Regions from separate parts of the Homo sapiens genome. Here region 2 is linked to region 1. Evidence: read pairs that join two places in POLR2A ChIA-PET (ENCODE). Cell type or tissue: B cell. All regions are shown on one strand.

Region 1 (2,500 bases):
ACTAAAAATACAAAAATTAGCCAGGCGTGGTGGCATGCACCTGTGGTCCCAGCTACTCAGGAGGCTGAGGCAGGAGAATTGCTTGAACCCAGGAGGTGGAGGCTGCAGTGAGCTAAGATGGTGTCACTGCACTCCAGCCTGGGCAACAGACTGAGACTCCGTCTCAGAAAAACAAAAGGAAAATTTGCCAGGTGTAGTAGTGCATGCCTGTAGTCTCAGCTACTCAGGAGGCTGAGGCAGGAGGATTGCTTGAGTCCAGGAGGTCAAGGCTGCAGTGAGCTGTGATTGCACAACTGCACTCCAGCCTAGGTGACAGAGTGAGACCCTGTCAAAAGAAAGATAAAAAAAGATAATGGGTGAGGCAGTCAGGAACCTACAGGGAAGAAAAGAAATAACAGGCCAGGCACGGTGGCTCACATCTGTAATTCCGGCACTTTGGGAGGCTGAGGTGGGAAGATCACGAGGTCAGGAGATTGAGACCATCCTGGCCAACATGGTGAAACCCCGTCTCTACTAAAATACAAATAATTAGCCGGGTGTGGTGGTGCACACCTGTAGTCCCAGCTACTAAAGAGGCTGAGTCAGGGCAATTGCTTGAACCTGGGAGGTGGAGGTTGCAGTGAGCCGAGATCACGCCACTGCACTCCAGCCTGGCAACAGAGCAAGACTCTGTCTCAAAAAAAAAAAAAAAAAAAAAAGAAAGAAAGAAATAACAAAATGCCTTTAAACCATTGTCCCCAGGCATGAGTGCAGGAGTGTGTGGCTGAAGTCCCATATTCATGTGTTTTTTTTTTTTGTTTTTTTTTTTTTGAGACAGGATCTGTCTCTGTTGCTCAGGCTGGAGTGCAGTGGCGCGATGTTGGCTACTGCAACCTTTGCCTCCCCAGCTCAAGCAATCCTCCTACCTCGGCCTTCTAAGTAGCTGGGACTACAGGTGCATGCCACCATGCCTGGCTAATTTTTTTGTGTTTTTTTGTAGAGATAGAGTTTTGCCATATTGCCCAGGCTGGTCTTGAACTCCTGAGCTCAAGTGATCTGCCCACCTCAACATTCCAAAGTGCTAGGATTCCAGGTGTGAGCCATGGCGCCTGACCACTCATGTCTCTTTGTGCCTGATAAGTTTTGCATACCTCATGTACCTCAGACTGCTCTGATTTTTTTTCTCATTTCTCTCTTTTGATTGAAACCTTTCTCTTCTGAAAGCATTGATGTTCAACATTTTAGATGTATGTTTCTCCCATGTAGCTGGGAAGGCTCATTCCCAGGTAACCTTGTTCCATGTCAGAGGAAGAGAGGAGAGGTATTGTGGCTTATGAACTTAGTGATGTCTCAATGCTGAATTGATTAACAAAAAAAAGAGACAGAGCAATGGGACCTTGGTCAGGCCATCCGCTTACAAGGAAGCTGCAGAATATTGGATTCTTTCTAAGCATCTAACTATCATAATTCATTTTCTGTTGTTGACCTTAGTTATCTAAAAGTACAAAGCATAATCAGCTTAAGAATAAAAAATATGATGCAAATAAGGACAATTATTGACAAAACAACTTGAAATCCAGGTCTGAAAAGTGTTCTTATTTCTAAAAGTACCAGGCCAGGTGCAGTGGCTTATGCCTATAATTCCAGAACTTTGGGAGGCCAACGCAGGAGGATCACTTGAGGTCAGGAGTTTGAGAATAGCCTGGGCGACATAGAAAGATCCTATCTCTATAAAATAAAAATAGGCCAGGCTCAGTGGCTCACGCCTGTAATCCCAGAATTTTGGGAGGGCGAGGCGGGCGGATCACGAAGTCAGGAGATCGAGACCATTTTGGCTAACGTGGTAAAATCCCGTCTCTACTAAAAATACAAAAACAAAATTAGCCAGGCATGGTGGCAGTCGCCTATAGTCCCAGCTACTCGGGAGGCTGAGGCCAGAGAATGGCATGAACCCAGGAGGCGGAGTTTGCAGTGAGCCAAGATTGCACCACTGCATTCCAGCCTGGGTGACAGCAAGACTCTATCTCAAAAAAATAAATAAATAAAAATAAAATAAAAAATTAGCCAGGTGAAGTGGCATCCACCTGCAGTCCGTTACTCATGGGGCTGAGGCAGGAGGATCACTCAAGCTCAGGAATTTAAGGCTACAGTGAGCTATAATCATGACACTGCATTACAGCCTGGGCAACAGAGCCAGACTCTATCTCTAAAAAAAATTTTTTTAAACAAATAAATGTAACCAAATAAATATTTCATCTATTCCTTGTACTAGTCTGAAAAATAAGGTATTGAAGATCTCTGCTGTTGAAGATGCCCACTGAGGCAGGGCTGCCTGATATGGTTCCTTCTAACATGTTGGAAAGAGTCCCCTATTTGATGTTTTTGTATTTAAAAAATCTCCAGGTTGGAGACTGTGATCTTTGATGGTCTTATATTCTGGGAGCTCACTGTTAAAATAATCCTTAGGCTGGGTGTGTGGCTCGCACCTGTAATCCCAGCATTTTGGGAGACCGAGGCAGGT
Region 2 (2,500 bases), 1.1 Mb before region 1:
ACTCTACCATTTGGCCATCCACGTGTCCCTGTGCATAAATCACGTAATCCCTCTAAGCCAGATGATCTCATCTCGAAAATGGGGATGTCACCACCCATCTCCTACAGCTGTTAATGATTTAAACACAGGACTGAAATATTTATGGATTAAATGGTATGATGCCTTGGATTTTCTTTAATCCAGTGGGAATGGAGATGAAATAAAATTGGCCATGAGTTGATAACTGCTGAAGTGGGATGATGGATACAGAAGAGTTAACTCTTTTTCTACTTTTGCATCTTTGTTTTCTAAAACAAAATGTGAAAAAGAGGTCCAATGTACAAGATCAGACTATTAGATACTATTAAAGTGTTATAACTATTTGTGCAAATGTTGATGTAGGGAACTTTAATAGTGCATTTTAGGATCTTAATAACCCAAGGTTTTTATAAAAAGTTACCATTATATTTTAGAATACTCTGAATTAAAATTAAACTTGGTCATGTTTTTGTATAAGCTCAAAAAATAGAAAGACTAAGTGCAAAAACCATTATAATAAGCCTAGAACAATGGCTAACACAAGGCATAAACCACTTAAATGTTAATCACTTCCTCCCTTCCCAAGAAAGACAGATGAGCCCATTCTCTGAGAAATGAGCCAGCATTTCAGAAAAGAGAAGGGCGGGCCCAACTCACCAGATATCTAGGCTTCTCTTCCCAGGGCCAGGCAGAATCCTTGGCAGGCAGAGCTGGGGAAAGAAAGAAGCAACCTTGAGAAGCCAGCCCTACCAGGCCCATCATGAGGATCCCCAAGAGCCCTCTGAGCCTTGGCTGTGGCCACCTGAGCCTTCTCAGCTGACCCAGACCCTGAGCTCCTCTCACCTCCTGCCTTATGCTTGAGTCAACTTCTCTATGCTCTGCACCACTTCCCTATTACATTTTTACAGAAACACTGATCTTAATTAAATGTAGTAAGGTAAACTCTAAGCACTCATCATCTTTCTACCCTAAAAATTAGCAAAACTGTTGAGACAAGGCATCATTTCCCCCCATGTGTTATGTGACTCTAGTTACATGTTTTTTTTTAATTTATGAAAATGGACCGAGCACAGTGGCACACGCCTATAATACCAGAACTTTGGGAGGCCGAGGCAGGCAGATGACTTGAGGTCAGGAGTTTGAGGCCAGTCTGACCAACATGACAAAGAAACCCCAACTCCACTAAAAATAAAAAAATTAGCCAGGCATGGTAGTGCACGCCTATAATCCCAGCTACTCAGGAGGCTGTGGCAGGAGAATCGCTTGAACCCAGGGGGCGAAGGTTGCAGTGAGCAGAGATCACGCCACTGCACTCCAGCTTGGGCAACAGCAAAACTCCATCTCGAAAATAGTTTATGAAAATGTTAGGCCAGGCGCGGTGGCTCACGCCTGTAATCCTAGCACTTTGGGAGGCCGAGGCAGGCCGATCACAAGGTCAGGAGATCGAGACCATCCTGACTAACACAGTGAAACCCCATCTCTACTGAAAATACAAAAAATTAGCTGGGTGTGGTGGCGGGCACCTGTAGTCCCAGCTACTCAGGAGGCTGAGGCAGGAGAATGGCATGAACCCGGGAGGCAGAGCTTGCAGTGTGCCGAGATCGCACCACTGCACTCCGGCCTGGGCGACAGAGCGAGACTCCGTCTCAAGAAAAAAAAAAGAAAATGTTAAACACAGAAACAGAAGTCTGTGATTTAATGAAAATATTTTTTAAAAATGTGTCAGGCCGGTTTCAGTGGCTCACGCCTGTAATCCTAACACTTTGGGAGGCTGAGGTGGGAGGATCACTTGAATCCACGGCTTCAAGACCAGCCTGGGTGACAATGAGACCCACATCTCTAATAATAAAAATAATAATTATTATATTGTTTTAAAAACTTGTCAATGTTATTCCTTATTTTACAAAAGAGCATGAGTAAAAGGAGAAAAAAGTATTAAAGACCATTACAACAGCATTTCTAAAGCGCAGCTTGTCAGACTCTCATTCCTCTTCAAATTATTGTGGAACTGATTGATTGATTGATTGATTGAGATAGGGTCTCACTATTGCCCAGGCTGGAATGCAGTGGCACAATCTCTGCTCATTACAACCTCCACCTCCTGGGCTCAAGTGATCCTCCCACCTCAACTTCCCTGGGATTACAGGCATGCACCACCATGCCCAGCTAATTTTTGTATTTTTTGTAGAGATGGGGGTTTCACCATGCTGGCTAGGCTGGTCTCGAACTCCCGACCTTAAGTGATCTGCCCACATTGGCCTCTCAAAGTGCTGGGATTATAGGCATGACCCACGACGCCTGGCCTATTGTGGAATTTTAAAAGGTAAGATTTTAACATCTCTGGAGGGAAGCTCAAGCTTTCCCTGCCATATCTGTTTTTTTTTTTTTGAGACAGAGTCTCACTCTGTCACCCAGGCTGAAGGTCAATGGCACGATCTCAGCTCACTGCAACCTCCGCCTCCTGGGTTCAAGCAATTCTCCT

The links. ChIA-PET counts read pairs that join two places held together with the same protein. Peaks named below come from ENCODE experiments on the same cell type or tissue, not always from the same donor. Only the 100,000 strongest peaks of a DNase experiment are listed, where the experiment ranks them.
Region 2: POLR2A ChIA-PET joins it to region 1 with 5 read pairs; 2 of 35 experiments call an interaction of 5 or more read pairs at or near these places.

What each region holds. Positions count from the first base shown.
Region 1 is chr3:47,179,649-47,182,148 of GRCh38, reverse strand. The region is part of intron 2 of KIF9-AS1 (KIF9 antisense RNA 1); the gene reads right to left. Among named protein-coding and RNA genes, the nearest start is that of KIF9-AS1, 17 kb to the right of the region's middle. In B cell, no CTCF peak of the experiment used is centred here; no DNase peak of the experiment used is centred here.
Region 2 is chr3:48,245,853-48,248,352 of GRCh38, reverse strand. It overlaps ZNF589 (zinc finger protein 589), which reads right to left. Exons shown (of 4, transcript NM_016089.3): 2 at 676-728. Among named protein-coding and RNA genes, the nearest start is that of ZNF589, 6.0 kb to the right of the region's middle. In B cell, no CTCF peak of the experiment used is centred here; no DNase peak of the experiment used is centred here; H3K27ac peaks cover 371 bases.